3 separate regions of the Homo sapiens genome follow, and regions 1 and 3 are each linked to region 2. A link is a loop called in an ENCODE intact Hi-C map of the cell type or tissue named here. Cell type or tissue: heart left ventricle. All regions are shown on one strand. Each heading gives the region's core, and the rest is flanking DNA. Links, peaks and the distances in the headings are about the cores only.

Evidence for each region. Hi-C counts contacts between places; a loop is a spot of excess contacts. Peaks named below come from ENCODE experiments on the same cell type or tissue, not always from the same donor. Only the 100,000 strongest peaks of a DNase experiment are listed, where the experiment ranks them.
Region 1: a loop joins it to region 2, with 4 times the contacts of the local background. A loop is called at or near these places in 28 of 110 quality-filtered maps.
Region 3: it touches region 2 in a loop (5-fold over the local background); 16 of 110 quality-filtered maps call a loop at or near these places.

The regions. Positions count from the first base shown.
Region 1 is chr7:131,419,593-131,429,990 of GRCh38, forward strand. MKLN1 (muskelin 1) reads left to right here. Exons shown (of 18, transcript NM_013255.5): 9 at 9,441-9,553. Among named protein-coding and RNA genes, the nearest start is that of MKLN1, 97 kb to the left of the region's middle. In heart left ventricle, for the core only: CTCF peaks have their summits at 4,844 (motif pointing left) and 5,045; no DNase peak of the experiment used is centred there; H3K27ac peaks cover 286 bases.
Region 2 is chr7:130,891,383-130,901,780 of GRCh38, forward strand. The region is part of intron 6 of LINC-PINT (long intergenic non-protein coding RNA, p53 induced transcript); the gene reads right to left. Among named protein-coding and RNA genes, the nearest start is that of LINC00513, 17 kb to the right of the region's middle. RefSeq lists an enhancer at 8,408-8,702 and a silencer at 8,648-8,851. In heart left ventricle, for the core only: a CTCF peak has its summit at 5,755 (motif pointing right); DNase peaks (open chromatin) are centred at 4,179, 5,789, 6,169 and 6,829; H3K27ac peaks cover 961 bases.
Region 3 is chr7:131,302,310-131,312,707 of GRCh38, forward strand. MKLN1-AS (MKLN1 antisense RNA) reads right to left here. Exons shown (of 6, transcript NR_125364.1): 5 at 8,821-8,914; 6 at 7,435-8,464. It also overlaps a transcript of MKLN1 not described here. Among named protein-coding and RNA genes, the nearest start is that of MKLN1-AS, 20 kb to the right of the region's middle. In heart left ventricle, for the core only: no CTCF peak of the experiment used is centred there; no DNase peak of the experiment used is centred there.

The DNA.
Region 1 (10,398 bases), core at 2,111-7,110, 530 kb after region 2:
TGGTAAGTACTGCTGAACCAGGTATTCAAATAAAGTGTCTTCATACAGGTGATATTCATTATTGAACTGATATTATTACAAAGTAAAACATTGCCACCTTTCTACTACTCTTGGTTTTTTTTCCAGAATTTTTGTTGCTAGATCAGAGGTATGTGAGAAAGAGAGTGGGAAGAGGTGAAGTCAGAGAAAGAGAGTGGGAAGAGGTGAAATCAGAGAAATAGCTGGGGGCACAAACTGTGTTGAGTTTTTTAGGACTTTGTTTAGGACTTTAACCTACATGCAGAGTGAAGTGGGAAGCCATTGTTGGGTTTAAGAAATGCTATGAACTGACCTTGCATTTTAACAAAACAAATTGAGTGAAGGGCAGCGAGTCCTTTAAGGATCCTATTGCTCACCTGAGAAGTGATTATAGCATTGGCTTATACTAGAATGGTAGTAGTAATGTTGAAAATTGGTCACATTTTGGATGTATTTTAAAAGGTATCATATAAATGCTAAATGACGAGTTGATGGGTGCAGTACACCAACATGGCAAATGTATACATGTGTAACAAACCTGCGTGTTGTGCACATGTACCCTAAAACTTAAAGTATAATTAAAAAAAAAAAAGATAGTATGTGGAATGAGCCCATCAGCTGGCTGCTTATGAAAGAGTAGCTATTAGTGAGTATGAGAAGGTGAAAGAGAAAAAGAGAGAGGGGGAGCACATGGTGGCAGGGAGAGAGAGAGAAACTAGAAAAAAAAAGGTATCATATAGAGCTGACAGGATTTTTTGATGAACTGGATGAGAAGTGTGAGAAAAAGAAGCTAAGGATGACTTAAAGTTTTGACCTGAGCAATTAGAAAAATGGTGTAACCATTCTCTAAGATGGGTACAACAAGAGGATCCAATATGGTAATATGGTGGGTTGTTCAGCAACTTGATTTTAGACAAGTTAAGTCTGAGATGCCAATTAGACATCTACATAGGTATGTCAAGTAAGCAGTTGGATATATTAGTTTGAGGTTCAGGAGATAGATCTAACCAAAGTAATAATTCCCTCTACATTTATGTAACACTGTTCAAACCATTATTACTACAATAATTTCCACATTGTTTTAGAGTTGTTCACACAAGTATTGTATATACCATTGCTGTCTCTCCAGCTTCCCAGCCCCCATGGACAAGGGGGGAAGGACAGGGATCTTGCCTTATTTATTTTTATGACTATAGAGGCTAGAATGGAGTAGATGTGCACTAAATATTTGTTGGATTGGATCAAAGTTTTAAAATTCATTTTCCTTTGAGTAGAAAGAAAAATATTTACCTGGAAACTGTATTCAGATACTGCTGTAAACCTTGATAAGTAGATCAGGTTATTATGTCATTTATTATACTAATATTTTCTGTGGTGGATCTGTTTTATTGGTTATATTCGAACATATTTAAATTTTCAGATTCTACTTGTTATGCCATTTAGACTATGCTTCCCAAAGCTGTAATTATCATTACTTCGGGATCTAGGTAGAAAAACTAAATATAGAGCTTTGCATTTGTTAAAGTAAAATTTGTTGCTTTCTGAACTTGGTTTGGGCTCAAGTGCACAATCTGGTGTATCCTTGGGTTTTTCTCTCCAAAATTTCTTCTGTGTTTCTATTATGACTATTAGTAGCATAATTTACTGAGGGCTTTCATATACTCTAAGTATCTATTTAATCATTTAGGTACCATAGCCCTGTTATTGATCAGCAGTTACCTTAATTATCAGGTTGATCTTAATCACTTTCAAAGAGATTGTATTTATCATCAATCTTTGAAAGAACCTTTCTAGTCAGATCTTAATGATATGGCAGCCACATATAATAGGTAGGTGTTAAGTTTGTGGGAAGGAGAGTTGGGTGTCTGACATCCCTGGGATTGAATCCTGGCTCTACCCCTGACTTCTTATTCGATCTTGAATGAATTGTATTGATTAAAATGGTGATAATAAACTAAGTAATTGTGAGAGTTAAATGAAATAATGTATTTTGTATGTGCATATATTATTTATATAACATGCATTTGATATGCCATATATTAATATGCAGCAGTGATTAATTATGCTGAGAGAATTTTATATGACTCAAAGGAATTTTCTTTTGTGTGTTTTTTGCATAATTTGACAAAATTTCACTATGGAAATGTTTTAAAGTAATTAAAAAGTTTGTGAAAAAGTTTAAAACAACTTGAAAAGCAGTGTTGAGGGGAAAAAGTAACTCACTCATAATTCCACATTCTAAAAAACCAATGTTATTTTGGTATATTTGTTTAATCTTTTATATAATTGGTGCCTTAGGAAGGGACACCATAAATATATTTATAATATTTTTGAGACAAAATACTAAAGTGCATATAAGAATTTTCTTGATGAAGATCAGGTAGGTTTAGTAGTGAAGAATAACTTTCTCTAAGTAGAGTTTGAACAACCAGGAAATTCCATGTTAACAAAACTGGTGCATAAGTAGTAAAATATAGTTTAAAGAAGCCCAGTTATTACTTTAAGTATGCATTTTAAAGTTTTCTAGCACAAGGATTCTTTATCTGTTGAAGTTAGGTGCAACATGTTGTCTGTTTGCAAATTTTTTCTAGGAAGAAAATCTGTGGCTTCAGATAATCAAAGAGACTCTTACTAACTCACAAAATTAAGAACACTGGCCAGACATGGTAGCTCATACCTATAATCCCAGAGTTTTGGGATGCTGAGGTGGAAGGATCACTTGAGGCTGGGAGTTCGAGATCAGCCTGGGCAACACAGCAAGACCTCTGTCTCTGCAAAATATTTTTTTTAGTTAGCCAGGCATGGTGACATGTGCCTGTAGTCCCAGCTCTGTGGGAGGCTGAGGCTTGAGGAGGATGGCTTGAGCCCAGAAGTTCGAGGCTGCAGTGAGCTATGATTGTGCCACTGCACTCCAGTCCAGTCGACAGAGCAAGATTCTGTCTCCGGAAATTGTTTTAAAAAAAGAACACCTTCACTAGAGTAAAACTTCATAAAGTTAATTTCAGCTTATTTAACATGGCTTATATTTTAAAGCAATTGTTGCTTCCCGGTGTCTCATATACCTTGTTTTCTTAGATATTAGAAACTTAATAGTACCTAGCTTTTGTTTTCTTTTTTTAGTCTGTAGGGTTTTTTTTTTCCCATATTGCTGTCTTCTCTAAGGATACAGTGACCATTTTAAAAGGTGTATGATGGCACAAATTTTATTATTTAATTTTCAAAGCTTTCTTCCCTCCTAAGGGAATCCTATCATTCATGCCATGGTAGAGAAGGAATGTTGTATTCTGTCCTACTGAATTTGTCCTACTGGATCAGTTTTATTAATTGTAATCCCTATACCTGGCACCTCTCCACTTAAGATTCTTCAACTGTGACTTGGGTTTCGACTGGGAAAAGAACAGTGAATAGAAAGAGAAAAGCCACGTCTATTTTGTTTCAGTGTGGAAGTCTGTTGAGTTAGAAATATATTAATAAATTTCCATTGTGTTAGGCTGTTCCTTGTTGTGTAACTCTCATTACGTTCTGAGAACCTACGATTTAAGCCTTTTTCTTCTTTCTCAATCAGAATAGGTATGAAGACTTAGGCAAAGCTCTAATATTTGGTATCTACAAAAGAAGTTGATGGAGAGTTGCTTGTCACTTGGAAGAGCCTTTCTGTAGAAATTTGAACCTTTAACTGTTCTGTAGCTATTATATGAAAGTGCTTTTATTATTATTTTTATTTATTTATTTATTTTTTGAGATGGAGTTTCACTCTTGTTGTCCAGGCTGGAGTGCAATGGCACAGTCTCAGCTCACTGCAACCTCCACGTCCTGGGTTCAAGTGATTCTCCTGCCTCAGCCTCCTGAGTAGCTGGGATTACAGGCATGTGCCACCACGCCTGGCTAATTTTGTATTTTCAGTAGAGCCAGGCTTTCTCCATGTTGGTCATGCTGGTCTCGAACTCCCGACCTCAGGTGATCCGCCTGCCTCGGCCTCCCAAAGTGCTGGGATTACTGGAGTGAGCCACCACATCCGGCCTGAAAGTGCTTTTATTTTTTTACATGTGGTACCACATAGTTTTTCTTGATGTTCCTTAAAGAAACTTTTGAAGAGAGTGCCTAAACATGGGTTTTGGTTGCTATTACAAATTTATTCATATGGCTGTACTTCTGAAAGTAATGTGCATCTTTCTTTTACACTGTTAACAGAAAGAATTCTGAAATGCAGACTTCATTAGGAATACAAAGTATATTGTCATAGGCATAACAATTCAGCCTTTTAGTAAGGAAAGTAACTGTATGTTGAATTCACCCAAAAGATTTAGATAGTGTTGTAATCATAGCTTTATGTAAGAATACAGTTCTATTTAAAAAGGGAGGCAGTGAATTCAGTTGATGATCTGCTGGGTCATGATACTTCAAGGGGATGGCTTAAGAAGGGAAAGGTAAAGAGCATATAAAATATTTTTCCCCTCTTCAAAAAATTCAAAAATATTTCTGTCTTCAAAAATTGTCATGTTAATTTAAGTCTTACTGAACTTCACTTTTAGAAGCATTCAGACTCTATCTAAATATTATAGAGTTTTATTTCTATCTTAAAGATAAATTTGTTTCTTAAAACCTTTTTTTAAAAAATTTTTTTCTCTCGGTGTCTTAACTAAGAATTAAGGTAACTTCTTTCACCAGCCTGTTAACCCTTCCCCTGCCTCTTCTTTTTGATACATGAATTTTGTCTAAGTTTTGGGCCCAGGCTATGTCAATGCGTAGTATACACATCCTATACAGTGTCAGAGTGGAAAAACTGATTTAATTACAAAAGTAGTGTGCCATCTTGTGGAGGATTATGCAATCAGCACAGTCTGATTTATCCTAAAAATCAAAGTAGAAGACAGATATTGCACTTGGGCACTAAAAATAAAAAGCCTATTCCATTGTGCAAAAAGACACTGAGATGTCTTTATATACCTTACATTTCTACATTATTTTTAGTGCATATAAGATGTGTAGATTGGTACTACTGGTAGTCGGTAGCTCCAGGGTTTGTTTTATACTGGTACCAAATTGGTACATGTACTATACCAAAGAATGTGGTTGAATTTTAGTTTTTGTGGCCTAAGTAATGAAAAATAGATTGATTGGTGATTGACTCAGTGTTTTAGAATGAAATTTGTTTGCCGTTTCGAACATAGGCCACTTTACCTCCAATCCCTGTCATTCTCAACTCCTTCAGTCAGTCCTGTATGCTGCAAGTTCAGATGTTACCTTGCTACCCCTCTGCCTAAGATCTTCTGTGGCTTCTCCACTGTCTGTGTGGAGTCAAGTTCAAAGTCTTTATCCTGTTATTTAATCCCTTCCATGATCTGGACACACCTGTCTTTTAACCTCCTCTCCACCTCCTACCTATGTGTTCTTTTAAATCAAACAGTGTATTTATTCATCACACAGTTTAACCATTTAACATGCATTATTTAATTTAATTTAATTCTCACAGCAGCTTTATGGGATAGATACTGTATCACATCTTAGAGATTAAGAAACCAATAGTTAAGGAACTGTGTGGTGGTCACATAGCTGTGGTGATAGAGCCAGGATTGTAGCCAAGATCTGCCTGACTAGAGTACATGTTCATTAAAACACTTTTGACGTGTTTTTCTGTCTCTATACTTTTGCTATTCTTTTTACTCTGTTTGAAAAGCCCTCTTTTTTTTTTGTTCTGTATCCTGCCTTCCTGCTGGTGCATAGGTCAAATACCACTGTTACCATGAAATCTCTTCTGAGTCCCCTCAGCCAGATATACTGTCTTCCCTCTTTTGAACCCTCATGGTGCTTTTTACCTTGTTTATCTTTCTTATGACATTTAGTCTGCCCTGCGTTATGTTGCTCTATTTGCCTTTTGATATTCTTGGCTAGATTGTAAGTTCCTTGAGGATAGGGACTGGGGACTATGTCTTCTTTCTTTTGAATTCTCTAAAGTGCTTTGCGAATTCTCAGTACTCAAAAAGTGTTGAATAAACATTCCTCAAAGTGCTGGGAGAAATGGATAGACACTATAGCCTATATCCCATTCAGAAAAAATATAGAGAAGGGGTGAAGGGGTTGCTCCTTGAAGAGGATCGTACTACCCCAGATGTACATGAATTATTATAGAACCTATAAGCATGAGAATGGGCTTCCATAAACCAATCTACTACCCTACTGCAAATATTAATGCTTTCTTTTTTCTTTCTACTTCCTTCTCTCTACAGTTCTCTCCAATTATATCCATAATTTTTAAAGGTCTTTGATATCCTTTGTGCATTAAATAATACCTTTTCTGGTGTCTGTTTCTGGATAATAGTTCTTCTTTGCATGACTTAAATAATTAGATGAATTAATTAAAATTTTTGTTACGCATTTTCATTCAGGTATGTCAGAAGGCTCAGTTTCCATCCGATTCATTTAATTTTACTATTAAACTTCAGCTGGGACCACAAAGCTTTCATGGATAGGAATGACATCTTGGCTTAATTCCATTAGGATGCTTACTGCGTGCCAGATTTTATTTTGCTCAGCTATCAATGAGGCTGTTGTGGAAATGTGGGTTTTCTTTGCTGTGAGAATTTATGCGTACAAAGAGACCTGCTTTTCAGAAAGAACATTGAGAACCCAGAGCCCAAGAGGAAGGGTTATTAAAGTTAATGAACCAGGGTAACCTTATCCAGAGGGTGCCCAGAAACACTATAAAACAAAAGGTCAATTGCTATTGCTATTTTAGTTATATACCCCCTCTCCAGGCTTCAGAATTTAACAGGGTTAATTTCCTTTATAGTGAGGACTTGGCAAATAATTTTTAAGCCAGATGAAAATTCTTTAATTTTTTTTTTCTGTAAAATTATGTGTCTGAGTATTACTGTGTGCCATTTTGGAAACAGAATGTTACTTAACGATGATAATGGATTGTTTTATAGTTCCAAGATAGGACAGTGTTTTTTTTGTAGTTTAAAATAATTGGCATTATTTCACACTTATACAGTGCCAAAAGTGTTTTATGTACTGAATTAGACATGTAGTCAGTTATAATATCATTTTTATTGTACTTAGTAACTACAGAGTGTTTTTCATTTTTATGTATATTTTAAAGGTGGAAATGATGTTCATACTTGACAGCCTTCAGAATGTTTTCATGTAACTTTTTTTTTTTTAGATGGAGTCTCGCTGTGTTGCCCAGGCTGGAGTGCAGTGGTGCGATCTCAGCTCACTGCAGCCTCCACCTCCTGAGTTCAAGTGATTCTCCTGCCTCAGCCTCTTGAGTAGCTGGGATTACAGATGTGTGCCACCATGCCAGGCTAATTTTTGTATTTTTGGTAGAGACGGGATTTCACCATGTTGACCAGGCTGGTCTCAAACTCCCAATCTCAGATGAGCCACCATGCCTGGCCTCATATAACTTATATCTGAAGGACTTGACAACACTGAGAGTTTTGCAGATGAAAAAAACTAAAACCTAGGGAGCTTAAATGACCTGTACTGATCACCCAGTTAGTACTAGAACTCAGTCCTGCTCCAGTGGCCTGTTCTTATCCAGAAAGCAGTGAAGCATTTTTTTATTTCCCGTGGTATTTGGGGGATAGAAGAGACAAATCACTTGAAAAATTTACTTAGAGTTTGAAATTATATGCAGATATGACAGAAATCTTGTAGAAGATAGCCTAACTCTGTGAATGGCAAAAGGTTTTCTTAAATAGTCTTCTAGCATTTCCAAGTACACTTTGAATTGTAACCCTGCATGGTGGGATGTAACTTAGATGACAGCTTCCATATGTACAGGCCTAAAGCGTGTTAGTTAGAGAGTACATGACTTTACAGTTTTCGTATAGTGTTTTATTTAACATTAAAAGATAATAATTGGTGGGCTTATACAACTGGTAGACTTAAAACAGTTACAAAGGGGGAAATATTTGAAGAAAGGAAACAACTTTTTTTTTATTTTTCATTTTTTGAGACAGAGTCTCACACTGTCACCCCAGGCTGGAGTGCAGTGATGTGATCTCAGCTCCCTGCAACCTCTGCCTCCCAGGTTCAAGTGATTCTCCTGCCTCAGCCTCCCGAATAGTTGGGATTACAGGTGCCCGTCACCACACCTGCCTAATTTTTTTGTATTTTTAGTAGAGACGGAGTTTCACTATGTTGGCCAGGCTGGTCTCAAACACCTGACCTTGTGATCCACCTGCCTCAGCCCCTCAAAGTGCTGGGATTACAGGCATGAGCCACTGTGCCAAATTGGAAACGCCTATTATTGCATGAAGAAGGGGCTGAATGGGGTGGCTCATGCCTATAATCCTGGTACTTTGGGAGGCTGAGGTGGGAGGATTGCTTGAGGCCAGGAGTTCAATACCATCCTGGACAACATAGTGAGCCCCTGTCTGTAACCCCCACCCCCCCAAAAAAAGTTAGCTGGGCATGGTGGCACATTATTGTAGTCCCAGCTACTCGAGAGGCTGGGGTGGAGGGATTGCTTGAACCCAGGAGGCTGCAGTGAGCCATGATTGCACCACTGCACTCCAGCATGGGCAACAGAGAGAGACCGTGTCTCAAAATAAATAAATAAATAAATAATAAAAATAAAGAAGGATCTATGATACACAATGTTATATGTAAAGATTCATTATTCACTGAAGAAGAAAATCAGTTTTGTCAGCGGTAAAGTCTGTGAATATAATAGACATTTCAGAGTCAGAAGAAACCAAATTCTCAAGATACTTAGAATGACTTAAAGGATAATTTCTGATGAGTTAAATGTACCACAATATATCTGGAAAAATTTCTCCCAGTTTTTATAGGAATATCAAAGCTGTGGATCACTTTTTCTTAAGATATCTAATTTTAACTTAAAGCTAGTTTTAACCATTGTTTTTGATATAGCAATAGAGAGAAATTGCCTTTAATATGACTTTTTTCAAAAACAGCTAAATGTTCTTATGCTGTACTTTTACACTATATATTCCTCTGGGGGTTTTATTTTTTAGAATCTGAATTAAAAAATTCCATAGTGGATAAAAAGTGGCTGCATTATTAAAAAGCTGGTAAATGTAAAGTTTTCAAGGCCAAACACAGAAACTCCAAACCAGCTGCACGTTAAATTTTTCTGGGATACTTTACAAATACAGACCCATTTTTACCCATTGAAAACCTGTGGAATCAGAATCTTGGGACATGCCTCCTAGTTATCTGTATTTTTATAAATCTCTCAAAATAATGGTTCTGCAGCATCCTTTTCATATATTCATGCCTAGGAAATATTAGTCTAGTATATATTTGAGAAAGTTACCAGGTTAAAATTTTTATTTTAAAATTTATTTAGATGTAGCTTCTTAAGTGGCCTTAGAAACAGCTGGCTAGGTTTGGGTGCTTATGCTTATTTTGTCCTTTTTTTTTTACACATATTTTTCTGATTTTCATAGAGACTGTTTATTTGTTTGGTGGCTGGGATGGAACACAAGATCTTGCTGACTTCTGGGCGTACAGTGTGAAGGAGAACCAGTGGACATGTATCTCTAGAGACACTGAAAAAGAGGCAAGTTCTCAGACTTTTCATACATCTATATTACAGAAGGGGCGTAGATGTGCACTTGTTTTTCGGCATGATTATATTCTTCACTAATGTCTGTCAGCAGTAGTAGCAATAGAATTTGTGGTAAACAAGTTTTTTTTAAGTACTCTTGAATTTCAGCTTCTATAACTGGCTGTTCAGCTACTGATACACAACCAAATCTGTTTTATAGAGAGAGAGAGAGTGAGGAATGGGGATTTTTATATCATTTTGTTTTTAAACTGCTTTAGCCTAGAAATGTAACTGTGTAACTGTCTTTTTTGCTTATGTCTCCACTACCTCTATTCTTATTTTTAACATTCATCTTATTTTTATTTCTTCTGGAATATTGTGTTTTTGACACTCACTATCTCCCTATTTTGGCTCCTGTTATTTTACTATATGTCAGTTTTCATAAATGATATATATTATCTTTTTTTTGGAGTCTTGCTCTATCGCCCAGGCTGGAGTGCAGTGGCACCATCTCGACTCACTGCAAGCTCCGCCTCCCAGGTTCATGCCATTCTCCTGCCTCAGCCTCCCAAGTAGCTGGGACTACAGGCGTCCGCCACCACGCCCAGCGAATTTTTTTTTGTATTTTAGTAGAGACGGGGTTTCACCATGTTAACCAGGATGGTCTCGATCTCCTGACCTCGTGATCCACCCGCCTCGGCCTCCCAAAGTACTGGGATTATAGGCGTGAGCCACTGCGCCTGGCTGATACATATTATCTTTAATAAAAATTGTATATATGTATGCATGTACAGATCTGTGTATGCACATATACATAAAGCATTTCCATAGTGAATAAGATGGCTTAGGTTTATGGC
Region 2 (10,398 bases), core at 3,463-8,462:
CTCCAGTCCTGTGACCTCTGGCTGACCAAAGCCTCCCTGGTTCCGTCCCTTCATGTCTGAAATAAGCAAGCTATATTTAATAGTTTTCCTTTTGCTCTAAAATAAGATGATTCTGAAATACGACATTAAGTGTGAGGCTGGTTTCTGCTTTGGACCTCACCTAAGGGGTTTTAGTCATAAGCCCATGCGTGGAAACTGGCCCTGCCAAAAAAGAAACATTCTGAATCATTCAAAACCATTAAGAATGTTGGCTCTGACTTCAGAAAGGCAAGATAAACAGACCCGTGCCCAGCGGGAACTCACTTACTGGATGTCTCTGTGTTTTTAACTCATCGGTGCCTGAGTACTTCCCAGGTTCCTTCGAATGGCTTCAATGTTTAACGCTGTCACATTTGTACTATGAACTCCACTTTCATAAAGGCGGGGGCAGGGGGGTATTTAATTTGGTGCTAAGTGCTCATTAATCTTTTTAGTGTGGTCACCAGAACTGGCTTTTTTGCAGCCTCTAATCCAAAAGCAGGTTAATTCTCCTGCCCCACACAGGTTATAAAGTTAAGAAAATGTGGCACATATACACCATGGAATACTATGCAGCCATAAAAAATGATGAGTTCATGTCCTTTGTAGGGACATGGATGAAATTGGAAACCATCATTCTCAGCAAACTATCGCAAGAACAAAAAACCAAACACCGCATATTCTCACTCATAGGTGGGAATTGAACAATGAGATCACATGGACACAGGAAGGGGAATATCACACTCTGGGGACTGTGGTGGGGTCGGGGGAGGGGGGAGGGATAGCATTGGGAGATATACCTAATGCTAGATGACACGTTAGTGGGTGCAGCGCACCAGCATGGCACATGTATACATATGTAACTAACCTGCACAATGTGCACATGTACCCTAAAACTTAGAGTATAATAAAAAAAAAACATTAAATAAAAAAAAATAAAAAAAAAAAGAGTGAAAAAGTTGGGTCAAAAGATGAATCTGTTGTACATGTTGGTATATGTCACTGAATTGTCCTCTGGAAATGTGCCAAATCAATAAACTCATAAATGTCTTCTGAAAAAAAAAAAAAAAAAAAAAAAAAAAAAAGGAATAAAGCTTCCCCGCCCAGCCTTTAAAGTCCTTTTCCCCTAAACAATACTCCAAAATCAATGAATCTAGAGATTCTTTGCACCGGAGTGGTTTCCAAATCAATTGACCTCTAAGCTCCAAATGCATTTTGATTCTGCTTCTATTGATCTGAAATAATAAAGGCTATGGAATTGGGATATGGTTCTGGTTTCTAGTGGAGTTTACCTGAAAAACTAGGATACCTTTGACCATCCATATTTCTAGGAAGCCCTCTGACTATCCATATTTCTAGGAAACCCTTTGACCATCCATATGTGGCTACTTTTTTATACATACAGTACTCATGCAAAATAAACAGAAAAATAAAAGAGTAAATCCCAACTTCCAGGTGACAGTTTACAGCATATCTGGCAACTACGTGGTAGAGTTTAGTGGGCCTGCCAGAGTCCTTGTGTATGCCCCAGACATAGGCATACACACACAGAGCTCAAGAAAGCTGCTCAAGAAAATGACAGTCTTTTTTTTCTTTTTCTTTTTCTTTTGGGGGGAACTTTCACTGGTATAGAACTAACTGGGCACATAATGGGTAAGGACAAACACTGAAACTTTTTTTTTTTAAGTTAAAAAATTCCAGCTGGGCATGGGGTGGCTCATGCCTGTAATCCCAGCACTTTGGGAGGCTGAGGTGGGTGGATCACCTGAGGCCAGGGGTTCAACACCGGCTTGGCCAACATGGCAAAACCCCATCTCTACTAAAAATACAGAAATTAGCCAGGCGTGGTGGTGGGCACCTGTAATCCCAGCTACTTGGGAGGCTGAGGCAGGAGAATTGTTTGAACCCGGGAGGTGGAGGTTGTAGTGAGCTGAGATCATGCCACTGCACTCCAGCCTGGGCGCCAGAGCGAGACTCTGTCTCCAGAAAAAAAAAAAAAAAAAGTTAAAAATTCCATGTTCAGAAAGCAAGAGACACGGTGTTATTTTCTCCAATTCTGAAAGCTCCCAGTGGTGACAGCATCGTTAGCCATGTGTAACATGTGCATCCAGGCAACTGACTGTCACCAGACTTCTCCATGGCCTTACTCAAACTGAGTAAGCTGGTAGTATTTCCTAAGAGTTGTCACTCAGTTGTGAAAACAGAGAGCTTTTTGTTTTTTGGAAAATCCTGATCAGCCGAAATGACTGGGTGGTCAGCCTTGCCCATCTTTTGGCTACTTAGATAAAGGCTTCTTTTCCCAGGCAAGGAGAGAGATGATGGTTAACTTGCTTTTTAGACTGAGGTCATTGCTATTCGCTGGTGTAATGAATAAGCTAGACGTTTAAAAACAAAACAAAACAAAACAAAAAACCTCCTTTCAAAAGCAACCACATTTTTCTCTTCTCTGGAAATGAACAGAACGCGTCATGAACAGAACACGTCATAATTTTTTAAACATCCATCAGTGCCCATGAAAAAAATTTTTAAAAATAATCTGAATCTCACTTGTTTATTGCCTACAATATCAATCAATGGCTTAGGTATCTCTCCGTGTTCTATTACTTCTCACCGCTCTTAATTCATGAGGTCAAACAGAATCTTAAAACATCATTAAAAAATTTCCTCCCTTTCCATGTCTCAAGGTATCTGTAAATGGACAATTTGGGTGTGCTGAAATCAAATGACTGACCAAGGCCCATAACTGTGATCACAGGTAAAATGTTTTTCTGCTTTGCCAAAAATCCGAGTTTCCTTTGCTCTCTCTGTCAAGCTGAAAGAGCCCTCCCAGACCGAGGGGCCAGGTGGAGAGGCCACTCACACCCGCCCTGTGCCGGTCTACCTTGGATGGCCTCACCAGGGCACGGTTCCCGGGGTGGTGACTCAGCTCTGGAGGACCACCTGCTGCGTGGGGGTTGCTGCCTAGCAGGTCACTGCCAGTCACGAGGGCAGAGAGACCCAAAGGATCAGAGAACAGCTCTGAGCAGGTCAAGGGCAGTGCCAGAAGGAAAGCCTTTGTTTACAGAGGGAAAGATCCTGCACCTTGAAGTGAGGCATTAAAGAGTAGAGGGGCTTTGCACCTGCATCCTAAGCCTCTTGGTTCACCACTAAGCCGCAAAGCCACAGGGAGGAAACCACTGGGAATACCATCACAGAAAATGAAGGTAGGGCCACAGGGCACCTCCCACTCTCAAAGGGAAAAGACGGCCCTGGATCATCTTTCTAAAACACCACTTTGATGAAGTCGCCATGGTTTTCTAAAGTAATAAATGGCAGCCACTACCTGCAAGATAACAGAGTGCATTTGAAACCTTTCCACCACCTAAGTCCAACCCACCTTCAGGGCATTCGCTCTACTTCCTTAGATAAAGCCTCTGCTGGGGTTAAGATGTTCTGTCTCCGCTGCCCCCACTCTGCAGGCTTTCTCCTCCCGCTGGCTGGTGCAGAGAATGGGGGAGCCATTAGGAGCCACAGACACTGAGCTATTCTACATGGAATTCTTTTTATTGTTTGATCTATTTCACATGTACAAAGCTTTGACCTTCCAGTTCTAAGAATTCCTACTTAGAACTGGTAGGTTCTAAGAACTCCTACTTAGAACTGGTAGGTTCTAAGAACCTCCCTGGACCGATTCTGGCACATGTCTCTTCTGAACTCACAGAGCTTGTGCCTTAACAATTTAGAGTCAACTGACTTTGCTGTCCTCTCTAATGTGTTAAGTTTCAGTCCGTGACAAACATTGACAAGACGTGTACCTCATCAAGCACTGTAAAGGGAAAGGACATGACCCCTGCGGCAGAGGTCCACAGTCACACAGATGACAGAAATGTGCCCGATGCCTTCCAATGTATGTCACAAACGCGTATTTGACAAGGGAGAGCAGAGACTCTGCAGGTGGTGAGTTTTGCCTGCAGCGCCACAGAAGTCTTCATTGGGGAGCTCCAGGCTGGATTTTAAAGGAAAAGCCGAATTTTAAAGGAAGAACAGGTTAAACACCGAAGGAAAATGGGGAGGAGTGAATGTTTCAAGGAACACGTATACCAAACAACAGAGTGCATTCTCTCCAGCTCTGCAGCTCGGGGTTCCAGGGTCGGGGGTCCCACAAGGTGGGAAGGAGAAGCAGGCCTTATCACGAAGGGCTTTGTAGGACAGGCCGAGTGTGTACGACGTTTGAGGTGGAATGACAGGGCTACGCCCTGTGGAAGGGGCCGACTGTAGGACTGCTCGGAATTGGGAGTTTGACAGGAGAGAGGCACTTTCACAGACATTATCTGGTTTGATCACCACCCCTTCTTGAGCCATATATTTGGCGATTAATTGTGCACTTGTGACATGTTCCTTTCTGCTGTCTGTTCCTTAATGCCCCCTGCTTTTTTGTCTTGTCCCCAGCTGGGCTATCTGTTCCTGGCGGCCACAGAACAATACCTTCTTTAATGGCTCCCACAGTGACCAGCACGTGCCTTAAACTCAGAGCAGGTCAATCAATCAAACTCCTTTTAACTGAAAGTTTAGGATGTGCTTTTGCCACACTCTCAAGTAAGTAAGTAAATTCATCAGCAAATACCAAGTCCTAAAATAATGAATGGTACTTAGGAAACACATAAAGAGTGGTAGAAAACTAGATGGGCTGGGGTCATCCTGTGGAGGCCCTGGACGGCCCGGCTAAAGCATTTGGAACTCCTCTGTAGAAGTGTTTTGATAAAGAAATGATGTGATTGAAGCTATGCTTAATAGAAGATGAATTTGGCAGTAGGATGGGCTGGAGGGAGACAGTCGCTGTGGTGGTAGAAAGAAGAGGTGAAGAAGTGTTGCCAAGCCAGGTGAGAGCGTTTGCTACCATCTGCACTAGCACGCAGCGCCGTTCCTCTAGGGCCCCTGGAGCTTAAGGTAGTTCTTTTCTCACATCTGTCGCACTTAGGAAGATCACATGGTGATGCTGGCTTTTATTCTCCCTCCCTTTCTTCCTTCTAATAATTAGCAAGCAACAGTTATCTGCCAGACACTGTGCTATTACACAAGGGGGAGAGAGATGAAAGGCAGTCTCTACTCTGATGCCTTGTGGGAGAGGAAGAAAAGTATCTGGTTAAAACGCAGCATATTGAATTCTCTGATATGCCCTCCCTCCCTCTCTCTCCCCCTGCTGGCCAGTCTGTCTTCCATTTCTTTCTTTTTCTTCCAAAAAAAGGATCTGAGGCATAATGAAGGAAGTCAGCTAGGAATGGGGAAGAAGGAAGCTAATCTAATGCGAGGAATCCCTGGAGGAGGTGGCACCTGAGATGACTTTCAGGTGAGCAGGTATCAGCCAGAGGAAACCAGGAGGAAGGGAGAAGAGACGTGCGCAGACACAGGCTGGGGCAGAGGAGTGGGCTTAGCGGCCTCCTGAGACATGAGCTGGAACCTGGAAAATGAGGAGCCATGAAAGAGCTTTAATGAGAGAAAGACAATGACATCTACGCTTTAGAAGGATCGGTCTGGAGACAGCAGAAGGGCTTATCGGAAGGTAGTGACTCTGTAGTCAAAGAGATAGCAAAGTACAGATTTGAGAGATGCCACAACAGACGCATTAAGCCCTGGAGCTGGAATGATATGCACACTGAGAGAGTGAGGGAGTGAGGTCCTTGCTGAAGACCTTTAAAATGAGTTTATTTCACCCAGAAGCTCCAGCAAGGGACACACTCACTGCCTTGTGCTGGCCACGAGGTGGCAGCCTCGCACAGCCATTTTAGCAGAAAATGCGTCCCATCCTCACCGGCGCTCACCACCACGTGGGCAGAGCCACTAAAAAAATTCCACCACGGGGACAGGAGCTCTCTGAGCTTGCCCCATAAACACGCTTTTCTCCCACAGAAAGCCTCCACAGAAGCAATGAAAAAGTCAGTTGATTTGGGGAGAGAAGCGTAAAAGCTCGTGCTCTTCAGAGAGCTCTGGGCTGTTTCAGGGTGGCGGCCGAGCCCTCTGACAACTGCGAAGAGACGGAGACAATACAGGCTGGGGATGAAGCGGTTCGATGAAGGGCATTACCCCCAACGAGAACCAACTGGAGAACCAACTCGTGGAGAGCTCGGGCCCCATGACTCAGTCTGACCCGACGCTGGCGAATGCTGCTGAGGACCCTGAAAACCTGCAGGGACCCTGTCCCAGGCCAGCGACAGCCACCCCTCAGGGCCCCTGGTCTCTGTCAGGCAATGCGGGTCATCTGAGGGAGGCTGGGCCACAGATTCCACGTGTAGCTGGGAGGGGTTGCTGCGTCTGGCGAGGCAAGGGCTGCTGTCTAAACTTCCAAGGGAATGGTGTGGGCACCCCAGGAGGAAGGGATGCCCTGACCCCGCTGCATAGTCGAGGGCATGGAGAACCCATCCGACTGTGGCCTTGTGGCCCATCCCCATTCTCTGACGGGCTCATTGTGATTTTCAGCCACTTGCTATTTGCCACTCAGAGGCAAAGCGGCTGCAAGAGGTAGGAGAAAGCAAGAGACTCCCTCACCTGGAATAGAGCATCCACCGCGATCCCAGAAAAGACAAATCCCGTTGCAGGCACTTCAATCCACACAGCAGTCCTGGGATGAGGGTCCTGTTACCATCCCCATTTCACAGATGAGGAAACTGAGGCACAAAGCATGAAGTAACTTGAACGTGCCCAGAGTCACACTGCTAGCAAGGAGCAGAGCTGGAGTTTAGGCCCAGGTGGCCTGACCTCAGAGCTTGTGCACTACCCGCTGCCTGGTACAGTCCACAGAGAGGGGGCCAGTGCCCGGCCCAGAACCACATGCCCTGGGGCTGGAGACAGGTCAGGGCAGCCGAAAGGTGGAGCGCCCTCTCCAGCACTTCTTCCTCACCCCCTGCGGCTTTCTCCTGTGCTCCGACTGCCACCACTTGCTTGGGCAGCCAAGCATGACAAACTGGCCAGCCACCAAGCAGGACTTTTCAGAGGAGGAGTAAAAACCCTTGTATGAACGTACACTCTTCTTGTCACACACAAACGCCCTTCCTTCCACCTTCAAAGGTGATTCTGAGACTGCCCGTTTTTATCTTTGCTTCAGTTGTGCTTGATTTACAGCCTCCTGAGGTGTTTTGTTTTGTTTTGTGTTTTGTCTCTGTCACCCAGGCTAGACTGCAGTGGCGCGATCTCAGCTCACTGCAACCTCTGCCTCCCGGGTTCAAGTGATTCTCCTGCCTCAGCCTCAGCCTCCCAAGTAGCTGGGATTACAGGCACCCGCCACCACACCTGGCTAACTTTTTTTGTATTTTCAGTAGAGACAGAGTTTCACCATGTTGGCCAGGCTGGTCTCGAACTCTTGACCTCAAGTGATCTGCCCGCCTAGGCCTCCCAAAGTGCTGGGACTACAGGCATGAGCCACGCGCCCGGCCTCCCTGATGTTTTTAACTAACATTGCTAGTGGTTTAAGTTGGGCACCGACAAGTATTAGAACGTAATTGCAGAGGTCACGTTGTTTGAACACCGGAACTTCAAGGCGTGCTTGAACCACCTGATCAAAGGAGAAGGGACTGAGGACCAACAGGAGTGGGGCTAAAGGCATCCTTCTGCTCCAGTTTCCTGTGAACCCGCTCCTCTGAGGAAAGGAGTAGTCCCCACGGAAGACACAGGATCCTTCTGGGGGTCCTCCTTGGCCACGTCACACTTCCAGACTGTGTGGCGGGACACTGACCATCAAGCCGACAGACGTGGGTTTTAAAGCTACGCCTTAAAATCAGCAACTCCCTTTCCTCATGAATATTTTAGTGTGTAATATAGAAGATGTTTTTACACTGAATTAAAGTGCCTGCCACTGAATCTTCCTGCTGGAATTATGGGGGGTGGGAGGAGATGGAAAAAAAATCAATGTTTCAAAGCAGTCCTGATGTGCTAAAAATATCTCTCACTTCTCCTTTCATCTGTCTGGTCATTGTCCCAGACGCAAGCTCAGCACAGCCTCGCCCATACAACATGTCGAATCGCTGTCTACCTCCACTTCTTAATCGGACAAAGAGAGAATATTCTTTTTTTTTTTTTCCTTCCTCAGACATTAGTCCAAGATTACAGACTAGGATATAGCAACCTATTATTCAAGAACAGCTTTTAAAGGTAGCTGCTTCAGACTGGCACTTCGGGAAAACTTTGAAAGTAGACTCCTTTTTTTTTTTAATGCTTATTTTAACTATAGATTGGTGATAACGATTCAACCCCAGAGATCCAGCTAACTGTTGGCACAGAAATCCTTAACGCTACTCTCAAGCAAATAAGATCTTGTAAGGGGAAACTCCTGCAAAATATACCTTGTGAACAAGCTGCTCGCACCTCCTCTTGCAGCTGCAAAGATATTCTACTCTATTGCTTAACTCGTGACCTTGAAAAAACTCCACCTTTCCTGCCAGCAGCTCCACTGCATCCACCTGTCCCTACAGGTAGTAAAAGATTAGACAAAACAGAACCACGTTTACACAACACACTTCCGAGCCTCTCTTCCTTCTAGCCCCTGTCCCACCCCCACTCCAAGGTCGAAGTTCATTTCTTGCAGGCTTCACTTTTCAGGATTAACCAACACTGTGCTTTTTCATTCTGCTCAACACCAGTCCTTTGGCCTCACAGTGCTCGCCTGTGTGGAACACGCTGCAGCCACCAGGTCATCTGCTTTAGACCCAGCTCCATGTCAAGTCCTGTTACGGTCCCTCGGGCATATTGTCATGCTCCTGGGCACCTGAAAACTGACAACTGGTTTCAAATTTCTTACAATTTGCTTTTCTGGTCTATCCTTATTTATTCCCCTCACAGTGACATTCATAGGAAGAGGAAGTAGCAGGCAGTCTCTTGGGGACGGGTCTCTCCTGAATACCTGGGGGGATGCCCTGGGCTGGGGAACCTCACAGGGGCTCATCAAGAGGTTCCAGGAGACAGAGTTCGAGACCAGCCTGGCCAACATGGTAAAACCCCGTCTCTACTAAAAATGTAATAATCAGCGAGGCGTGGTGGCTTGCACCTATAATCTCAGCTACTTGGGAAACTGTGGCAGGAGAATTGCTTGAACCCGGGAGGCAGAGGTTGCAGTGAGTCGAGATCATGCTACTGCACTCCAGAAGTGGAAGTAGCCACCACACAGCTGCACCTGCCACCTCCTTCCCCACTCCAGGGCCTTTGAAATGTGCTGCTCTCTCTATGCCGAGAGCTCTCACCCCTACCCCCTGCACCCACACATTCCTGCTCATCCCTTAGCTGAGACCTTGGAAATCACCTCCTCAGGGGACCACTGGGAAGAAGGTCCTTTTCATCTGAGTGCCTTCCCCTCAGGGCATGATTTTTCTTGGGCCATTTTTTTTGGTATGTGTTTACTTAGGTTCCATGATGACAGAGACCATGCCTTTGTTTTCATCACTATCGTCTTCACCTCACTGCCAACCAGTGCCTGGCACACAGTAGGTGTTCAAGAAAGTTTTGCTGAATAAATGGATGAACAATGACATCAGCCTACTTTGACCTCTTGAGTTCCTCTGATCTCTGAATGTTCTGGAGCAAGGACCTTTAACAGCATCTCCATCTCTTCCTGGCCTTGCCGCCCCACCCAGTAAAACCATAATACTTGCTGGTATAGCCTCTTCCTGCAAATAAAAGTATACAAGGAGTTCAGAACGGACACTCCAAACAAAGGGATTTATGACCTTGGTCTCATGTTCTCTTGTGGTGGTAAAATTCACTTTTCTATGAAATTAAAAATTCCTCCCTTGAACAACATTGCCAGAGGTCCCCAGAACAAGGCAAAACTGGGTATTCAAAACTTTTTAAGTTTAGGAAACGCTGCCTGGAATCTCTATTTCTCCCTCCTCTGGTTGCATTCTATTCCTCAGGTTATGTGCTTCTGAAATTCGTATCTAGCTCTGTGCCCGAAGATGCTTCCAGCTCGCTTGCTTCCCCTGCTCCCTGCTCCCCGCAGGCCTGCGGAGAGCACCGCCCCAGTCTGCTATTAAGATCTGCTCAACTGTTTAATTGCACAGCCCGTCCCAGCAGCAACCTCTCCACAGCCTCTCACTTGCCAACCAACTGGCCGCCCACTCACATTCTCTTGCCGGCTTGCTCACTGCCCAAACACACACCCCTCCCCCCAGTTCATCTCTTACCCACTCACACAACGAAGATCCGACTTATCCAATTTGCTGACGTACTTTACCTGAAGCCCCACCCACCCCCCTCCACTTTTCCAGAGTTCTACCCACAAGAAAAGGAAAGCAGCCGGCCCGGTCTAAATACAAAAGATTTACTGTCAACACCTTGAAACTTGGAAAGGGTCCATTACATGCCAGCATCAGACTTTTGGTGGAGAAGCGCGGTGGTGGGGAGGGTAGGAAGATGCTG
Region 3 (10,398 bases), core at 3,241-8,240, 410 kb after region 2:
TAACCAATCCAAGTGGAAGCAGGGGGAAAATGAAAGGAACTACTTCCGTCTCCTTCACAAAGACCAGGCTGACGATCTGACTTGTGGTGATGGGAGAAAAGTGTGGAAGATCTTGACTTAACATTTCTACCTGGAGCGCTGGGGTACTCTTTTTCTGAGCCAATTTCACTCTTCCCAAAAGGCTGTTTGGTTCCAAATACACTAGGCATCAGTGTTAATTGCTTTTCTGAAATATCATTTTGTCAGCTTCGTTTAGATGTGGTAATTTGCAAAGCAACCCCCAGCAGTTGACAGTTCATCCATAGCTGAGTGGTGTTCAGACATTTCCTGGGATTCCTGCCCGCCTTCTATGCAGCTGGCAGTGTTTGCCAAACCAGGATATGTGCTCAACCGGGATTAACTTGGAACCAGTAGTGCTTTGTTGTGTCTGAGATTTTTTAAAATTCTGAAAGGGTGAAGGCCAACCATTAGTCCAGAAAATAAAAGTGCAGTAACTTATAATTTAAGAATTAGCAGGTGCTTCAAGATGACCTAGTCCACACTGGGTGGATGAGGAAATTATGGTTTGACAGGTTCAATGAGAAGGTCAGCTGGCTGGTCGCTGAGAGGCCAGGTCTACAATCTGTATCGTTTGTGTGGTACCAAACTGTGCGCTGGGGTCTCTAGATTTATGCTTGTGTGGATGTGTTTCAGCTACTGTTTCTTTCTGAAGCTCTTTTTCCCTGGCCAGAGACTTCCTGAACCTCCTTCATACATGTTTCAAGGTCACAGCCCAGACCAAAGTGTTTACAAAAAAAACTAAGCACTTATAAAGAGGAATTATTGCCAGCTCCTGAACTCCCAATGCCCCAGCTCCAACTAAGCTCTGCAAACCAAGGAAGGGATGAAGTGGTCTTTGGAACCAGGAGTTTCTTGGTTTGGATGCCAATAGGAAAACGGATGAATTCTGTCTGATTTCTGCAGCAGGCGGAGGCTGCAGCTGCTGTTGCTGCCACCTCCTGGGAGAAGACAGACCTTAGCTTCATACCTGAAGCCAGCCTCAGTGTTCACCTGTGTCTTGGGCAAAGGGCCCATTGGGGCAGGACTGAAATTACTTTCTCCTGGAAAATAAAAGGGATATCCCCTTACTCAACAAACAGAACCCTGGTATTCTTTGCTTTTTGTTTGTTCGTTTTGGCAAGGTTATGCTTGAAGAAATAATCTCAAACAATGACAAAGTTGTAATGAGTTAATACCGGAACCATGAGAGAGCAGAAATAAGATTGAGGCAGAACCATTTGTTTTAGGAAAGTATCAGAGATTCCATCTCTTGGACTTCTGAATCCTGGGGTGATGTTAGGAATGCACGCACTTGAGAATTGTATGATATAAAGGATGCATGAATTTGGTGAGTCTCAACCTCTAAGAGTCTCAGTTTACTTGTGGGGCTGTTATGAAAATTAATTGAGATAATGCATGTAACTTCCTCATATGAGAAGTGTTCAATGTGAATTATTTTGAGGCAAGTTCACTCTTATATCCCCATTGTGATTTTCTATATTTACGGACCAAAAAAACTGGCCAACAGCCCCATGCCTTTAATTCTTTCTAGTCTTCTGATTTATAGATGATCCCTAAGCAAACTCCTTTTATTTATTTAAACATAATAATACACTAGTGAGAAGAAATTCAGGAGGAACTAGGAGATTCAATTTAAAAAATATTTCTTGAGTGCCTACTATGTGCTGTATGTGTACAATATAGGTATAGGCCTCAAAAATGTCCCCTGAAGTACATTAGGAAGACCAGGCACAGTGACTCATGCCAGTAATCCTAGCACTTTGGAAGGCTGAGGCGGGAGGATCTCTTGAGGCCAGGAGTTTGAGACCAGCCTGGGCAACATAGGAAGACCCTGACTCTACAAAAAAATAAATTAGCTGGAGGAAGTGGCCCATGCCTGTAGTCCTAGCTACTCAGGAGGCTGAAGAGATAGGATCACCTGAGCCTAGGAATTCAAGGTTGCAGTGAGTTATGATCATGCCACTGCTGTACTCCAGTCTTGGCAACAGAGTGAGACTCTGTCTCTAAAAACAAAATAAAACAAAAAATTACATTTGGAAAGTGGTTGAGAATTGGGGACTTGGGTTCTAGATTGAGATGTGTAAACAGCCTGGTTGTATAAATGACCTTAGGCATGGCAGCTAACATATTTGGATATTAGTTTCTTCATCTGTTGCATAATAATATCATAAAAGGAAATGCTTTTATTTACAGCAGAGCTTGCCTATGGGATAGCGCATTGAATTCTGTGTTGTGCTTCAACTGCCCTTTAACAGTTAGCACTGTTAAAGAAAACATGAATTTTGAGTGATCCTGGTAAGCTGAAGGAAAACCCTTATAGGACCTATCTGAAGAATTTTTTCCCATGAAATATAGGTCTTGTTTTAACCAATCACATAGAGAGCTATGGATTTACTCTGGCCTATTTGGAGTGTTTGTTTTTCATCCTTTGCTGTGGTTTGAATGTTTGTGTCCCCTCCAAAATTGATCTTGAAAAATTCCCAATGCAACAGCGTTAGGAGTTGAGGCCTTTAGGAGGTGGTTAGGGAATGATGCTCTGTCCTCATGAATGGGATTAGTAACCTTATAAAAGGGCTGGAAGGAGCTAGGCAGGCCCCCTTTTTGCCCTTCCATCCTTTCCACCATATGAGGACACAGCCATCCGTCCCCTCTGGAGGATGCAGCAACAAGGCGTCATCTTGGAAGCAGGGAGACTGGGCCCTCACCAGACACTGAACCTGCGGGCGCCTTGATTGTGGACTTCCAACCACCAGAACTGTGAGAAATGAATCTCTATTCTTTATGTGTTACCCAGTCTCAGTTACTTTGTTATAGAAGCATGAACAGACTCAACCTTAAATAGCATAGCAACCATGAAACCCCTTCCTAACAATTAAAAACACATGCTTTTTGCCCTCAGCCAACTGGTGTGTTCCTTTGCCTGAAAAATAAACTCAGCTGTGTTTGTTTTGCTTTGTTAACTTTGGTGGCCTTTAGTAATATTATTATTTGACAATTTGAACAGTACTATAGAGTTTACTTAGTTCCCATATAGCAACTTATTTGGGAAGAAATGTGATGCAATCCAACAGGATGGGCTTTTGAACCAAAAATATTCTGGGTCTGTCACTGATTAGCTCTATTTCCTTGGATAAGTCATTGTATCAGTCAAGGTCCCAGTCTCTGCCTAGAATTCTTTCTGTTCAGGCTTTGTGGGGGTGACTCTTCATCACTGTACTAGTTTAAGTATTACCTTCTTAGAGAAGCTTTCTTTACCATCCAATCTAAAAATTACCCTGGTTTAGTCTCTACATAGCACAGACTAAAATTATCTGGTGGACTTATTTGTTATATTTTATTTTGCCCCACCAGAATATTAGCTGTATGAAGTAGGGCGCTTGTATGGCCTGTCTGCTTACCCCTGGCACATCACAGCCTTTCCATAAATATATGTTGCAAGGAAAAGAGAGTGGATAGCGACAAACCAAACACAATGAGTTATTCTCTCTCTCAGGGAAATATTTAATATGGAGACGCATACTGAAAGGCATTGGAGAGTGATATGGTTTGGCTCTGTGTCCCCACCCAGATCTCATCTCAAATTATAATCCCCACGTGTCAGGGAAAGGACCTGGTGGGAGGTAACTGGATCATGAGGGTGGATTTCCCCTATTCTGTTCACATGATAGTGAGTTCTCAGGAGAGCTGATGGTTTAAAAGTGTGGCACATCCCCCCTTGCTCTCTCCCTCCTGCCACCTTGTGAAGAAGGTGCTTGCTTCTCCTTCACCTTCCACCATGATTACGTTTCCTGAGGCCTCCCCAGCCATGTGAAACTGTGAGTCAATTAAACCTCCTTTCTTCATAAATTACTCAGTCTCAGGTAGTTCTTTATAGCAGTGTGAGAATGGAGTAATACAGATAATTGGTACCAGGAGTGGGGCACTGCTATAAAGATACCTAAAAATGTGGAAGTGACTTTGGAACTGGATTATGGGCAAAGGTTGGAACGGTTTGGACGGCTCAGAAGAATACAGGAAGATGTGGGAAAATTTGGAACTTCTGAGAGACTTGTTGAATGGTTTTGACCAAAATGCTGATAGTGATATGGACCATGAAGTCCAGGCTGAGGTGGTCTCAGATAGAGATAAGGAACTCACTGGGAACTGGAGCAAAAGTCACTCTTGCTATGCTTTAGCAAACAGACTGGTGGCATTTTGCCCCTGCCCTAGAGAGCTGTGAAGCTATAAACCTGAGAAAGATTATTTAAGGTATCTAGCAGAAGAAATTTCTAAGCAGCAAAGCACTGAAGATGTGATCTGACTGTTTATGAAAGTTTACAGTCATATGCATTCACAAAGAGATGATCTGAAATTGCAACTTATGTTTAAAAGGAAAGCAGAGCATAAAAGTTTGGAAAATTTGCAGCCTGACCATGTGGAAGAATAGAAAAACTCATCTCCTGGGGAGAAATTCAAGCTGCCAGCTGCAAAAATTGGGTAAGTAAAGAAGAACCAAATGTTAATTGCCAAGACAATGCAGAAAATGTCTCCAGGGCAATTCAGAGACCTTCATGGCAGCCCCTCCCATCACAGGCCCAGAGGCCTAGGAGGGAAAAATGGTTTCATGGGCTGGTACCAGGGCCCCACTACTCTGCAGGCTTGGGACATGGCACCCTGCATCCCAGCCACAGTTGGGGGATGCAGGATGCCATGCCCATTTTAGCCACAACTACAGCTCCAGTTGTGGCTAAAAGGGGCCAAGGTACAGCTTGGGCTGTTGCTCCAGAGTGTGCTGCCCCATATCTTGGTGGCTTCTATGTGGTATTGGGCCTGTAGGTGTGCAGAAGGCAACAGTTAAAGTTTGAGAATCCTCCGCCTAGATTTCAGAGGATGTGTGGAAACACCTGGATATCCAGGCAGAAGTCTGCTGCAGGGGTAGTGCCCTCATGGAAAACCTCTACTAGGGCAGTGCAGAGGGGAAATGTGGAATGCGAGCTCCCACATGGAGTCCCCACTGGGGCACTGCCTAGTGGACCTGTGAGAAGAGGACAACCATCCTCCAGGCCCCAGAATGGCAGATCCACCAAGAGGTTGTACTGTGCACCTGGAAAAGCTGCAGGAACTCAAGGGCAGCCCATGAAAGCAGCTGCAGGGGCTGTACCCCGCAGAGTCACAGGAGCGGAGTTACCTAAGGCCTTGGGAGCCTACCTCTTGCATCAGCATGCTCTGGATGTGAGACATGGAGTCAAAGGAGATTATTTTGGAGCTTGAAGATTTAATGACTGCCAAGTTTCAGACTGGCAGTGGGGCCTGTAACCCCTCTGTTTTGGCCAGTTTCTCCATTTGGAATGGAAGCATTTACCCAATACCTGAACCCCTATTGTATCTTGGAAGTAACTAACTTGTTTTTTTATTTTACAGGCTCCTAGGCAGAAGGGACTTACCTTGTCTCAGAAGAGACTTTGGACTGTGACCTTTTGAGTTAATGCTGGAATAGGACTTTCGGTGGCTGTTGAGGAGGAATAATTGTATTTTGCAATCTGAAAAGGACATGAAATTGGGGAGGGGCCAGGGGCAGAATGATATGGTTTGGCCCTGTGCCCCCACCCAAATCTTTTCTCAAGTTGTAATCCCCATGAGTCAAGGGAGGGACCTGCTGGGAGGTGAATGGATCATAGGGGCAGATTTCCCCCATGCTCTTCTCATGATGTGAGTGAATTCTCATGAGATCTGATGGTTTAAGTGTTTGAGACTTCCCTCACTGGATCTCTCTCTCCTCCTGCCTTGTGAAAAAGGTACTTGCTTCTCCTTTGCCTTCTATCATGATTGTAAGTTTTCTGAGGCCTCCCCAGCCATATGGAACTGTGAGTCAATTACACCTCTTTTCTTCTTAAATTACCCAGTCTCACGTAGTTTTTTTTTTTTTTTTTTGAGATGGTATCTTGCTCTGTCAGCCAGGCTGGAATGCAATGGCATGATTTTGGCTCACTGCAACCTCCACCTCCCAGGTTCAAGTGATTCTCCTCTCTCAGCCTCCCAAGTGGCTGGGATTACAGGCATGCATCACTACGCCCAGCTAATTTCTGTATTTTTGGTAGAGACAGGGTTTCACCATGTTGGTCAGGCTGGTCTTGAATCCTGACCTCAGGTGATCCACCTGCCTTGGCCTCCCAAAGTGCTGGGATTACAGGCATGGGCTACCGCGCCTGGCCTCAGGTAGGTTTTTTTTGTTTTGTTTTTTCTTTTTTTTTTTTGAGACAGAGTTTCACTCCTTTTGCCCAGGCTGTAGTGCAATGGCATGATCTCAGCTCACCGCAACGTCCATCTCCCAGGTTCAAGTGATTCTCCTGCCTCAGCCTCCTGAGTAGCTGGGATTATAGGCATGTGCCACCACGCCTGGCTAATTTTGTATTTTTAGTAGAGACAGGGTTTCTCCATGTTAGTCAAGCTGGCTGCCAACTCCCAACCTCAGGTGATCCACCCACCTTGGCCTCCCAAAGTGCTGGGATTACAGGCGTGAGCCACCATGCCCAACCTAGGTAGTTCCTTATAGCAATGTGAGAATGGACGAATACAGATTTTACTCTCTGTAAAGATGGTAGCTTGTGGGGGATGATAAGACAACTGGGTCACTAGAGCTGGTGTGTCACCATAGCTGCTGTTATGCCTAAAAAAATGATGATCCATTGTCCAGTTTTCTATAAGGTTCAATATGTCTCAATCTTCGAATTGCAAGGGAACTAGACAGATTATAATTTCCAGGCTTTCCCTGTGTATCTTACAATAAACCCCATCACTTAAAATCATGTCCTGTAGACAAAGGAGAGTTAAGATGTACCGAGGAGTTCTGAGGGTCTAACTACTAGGAGCCTCCTGCAGATTTTGAAATTTCTCTTGTCTTCTATTTTATCTTACCATTGTTGACCTAAAAGGAAGAAGCTGAGGCAAAATTAATATAAGTAGAGAGTTTATTTGGGACAAGCTTGAGGATTGCAACTTAGTAACATAGATTCTAGTTGCCGTGAATATACATTCTGAGTAGCAGCAGTTACAAGTGGATTTTTTTTTTTGGAGGCAGTTTCACTCTTGTCACCCATGCTGGAGTGCAATGGTGTGATCTTGGCTCACTGCAACCTCCGCCTCCTGGGTTCAAGACATTCTTGAAGTCTTGAGTCTGCCTCAGACTCCCAAGTAGCTGGGATTACAGGCACCCACCATCACAGCTGGCTAATTGTTGTATTTTTAGTAGAGACAGGGTTTCGCCACATTGGTTAAGCTGGTCTCGAACTCCTGACATCAGGTGATCCACCCACCTCAGCCTCCCAAAGTGCTGGGATTACAGGTGTGAACCACCACACTCAGCCACAAGTGGATTTTTTTTTTTTTTTTTTTTTTGAGACAGGGCCTCGCACTGTTGCCCGGGCTGGAGTGCAGTGGTGCCATGTCAGCTCACTGCAAGCTCTGCTTCCTGGGTTCACGCCTTTCTCCTGCCTCAGCCTCCCGAGTAGCTGGGACTACAGGTGCCCGCCACCACGCCCGGCTAATTTTTTGTATTTTTAGTAGAGACAGGGTTTCACTGTGTTATCCAGGATGGTCTTGATCTCCTCACCTTGTGATCCGCCCACCTTGGCCTCCCAAAATGCTGGGATTACAGGCGTGAGCCACCACGCCCGGCCCACAAGTGGGTTTTTAAAAGGAAAGAAGAGGCAGTTCCTGAGTTATTTACCAATAATTTACATTAACATAACATAAGCTGTTGATTGGCTATCCATTATTAAGCTATAGGATATGGGTTATAATGTCTGGTGCAGCACCAGTAGGCTAATTTTCAGCTACTTGTGGCAATAGTAAGCAGTATAAAAAGATGAGTACATGCCTCAAAAGGGGGTGTGTGTAGGACAGGATTGCCGTCTCATTTTAATACCTCTCTGGATCTGATAATTGGAAAGGACTTGCATTCTTCAGATAAAAGTTCTTTTTCTCATTTCTTCCTTTTGATCAAAAATCTTTCCTTTTGAAAGCACTGATGATCAAAATCTGAGTGTCAAGGTATCCCTCATTGCCAGAAAGGCTCATGCCCAGGTAGTCCTACCAGTCATTGATTTATAGCTGCCATCACTTGTGGAATCACCTCTTCAGTGTACCATGAATTTAGTTTTCTCAGAAGAAATAAAACAATGAGAGATACACAGCGGAAATATTTTGAGGTTCCCAGGCCTGTCAGAAAGTGACATTCTTTACTTAACACAGGACAGAAATCTTGAAAGGGAACTACGTAGACAAGGGACCAGGCCAGTCTTTCCAAGAGGCTTTCTAATTGCCTCTATAGAGTCAACCTCCATTCTTCAAAGCAGTCTGGTCATATCTGAAAATATGTCATTCCAGTCAAATCCTTAGTAAAATAACAAGTGTCTCCAATTATATCCTGTTACAGAAAAAAGATTCTTATTAAATGTATGCAAATAACTAGATTGCCATAAAATAAGAGTACTCATGAATAGTTTCCAAATTTTGGAGTAATCAGGTAGAGAGAAAGGCAGATGTTTCAATGTTGTTCACAAAGGTATTTTTACCCAATTGTTATAAAGTATAAATAAATAGCTCAAGGAAAAAAAGTTTTCTTGACTCTGGAAGACAAAATAAAAAAAAAAACCAGCAATGTTTTAAATAAAAAGTCAGCAAATCTTTTCAGTCTTCTGTCAGTTCAGTCACATGTAATTAATTCGTGTTCTGCTTGATGTTGAGTTAGCAATCTAAGGAACACATCAGTTTATTACATACCTGAAAGTTGTTACTTAGTCCAATGATATGATCTCCAAAGTTATCAGAAACCTGTATTCAAGAGTACTTGTCAGGGTCCTATTCTATGAATTTCCTTGAAGAAAAAGCAAATTTTGAATTATAGACAATTGTAACTGCTTTATGAGAAGAGAAATAAAACTAATTGTTTTAGATAGCAAAAGACTTAGAATAGCCATGGTTAAAGATGCAATTGACAAGGAAATTTGGTTATTCCTGTGGTTTACAACAGTTTAACATAATAATCATAATTATGACTGATAACATATACCAAGACACATTAAAATTTTAGGAATCTCATACAAAACACATTCATCCTAATATAACTCAAAGAAAGTTAAACACCATTATTTCTTTGACAATGCTTTCCATATGATTTTAACATGCTAAATATGCCTAATATTCCTCTCTTGGACTTCCAGAGGTTCCTTTTGGAAAATACTTAATTTTAGAATTTGAAATTTGATTTTAGGAAGTATGTCCAATTTAAAAGTTTAAAATATTTGACCAAATAGGATCATAAGTCACTGTAAAATAGTATTCATTCATTTAGCCAAAGTGATAATTCAAAGATTGCAAAAAGCAAAACCCTTTACTCTTTGATAGAGAGTAAACTCGGTTTTCCAAACAATCCAAAGACCTTATAAAGACGGCATGAGACCAACAGAATCTCTCTTTCCCATTTTTTTTTTTTACTTAAAAGGTGAACTTTTTTTTACTGTTTCTTAAAAATACTTAAAAATCTTATTCAAAAGAGAAAACCAAATTTTACTTTTGCATCAGTATATTATTAATCCTAAGGCTAATTTCATTAAATCCTTATAAACAAATCTATCAAATCTCAGGCAGGTATTTTTTTTTGTTTTTTGTTTGTTTGTTTGTTTGTTTGTTTTAGATGGAGTCTCACTCTTGTTACCCAGGCTGGAGTGCAATGACCTGATCTCAGCTCACTGCAACCTCTGCCTCCCGGGTTCAAGTGATTCTCCTGCCTCAGCCTCCCAAGTAGCTGGGATTACAGGCACCTATCACCATACCCAGCTAATTTTTGTATTTTTAGTAGAGATGGTGTTTCACCATGTTGGCCAGGCTGGTCTCAAACTCCTGACCTCAGGTGATCTGCCCACCTCACCCTTCCAAAGTGCTGGGATTACAGGTGTGAGCCACCGCATCTAGCCCTCAGTTTTAACTGCATAAAATTTCTATAACCTTTAAAAATTTTTCTATTAAAGAGCAGATTAATGCTCCAAGAAAGCCCTGTTATTCTGAAACAGGGGTCCCACATCAGTGTGCTTTAAATATCAATGCATAATTTTTAGAAAAGTTAATAATCTCCTTCTAATTTTAGCCAACTTTATCACATACAAAATTCTTTTCATGAGATTAATCTTATACAAACCTTTTACAACTTGCTTACACCTTCAGTTTTGTCCTATACTTCATTTTTCTTATATTGGTATTCTACTTAGGACAAAGATTTACTATCCCCCTTATCATTTTGACCAAAGTCCCCTCTTACGTAAAGGAAAAAAATTACCCTTTTCAACTTTCTTTACATCTTCT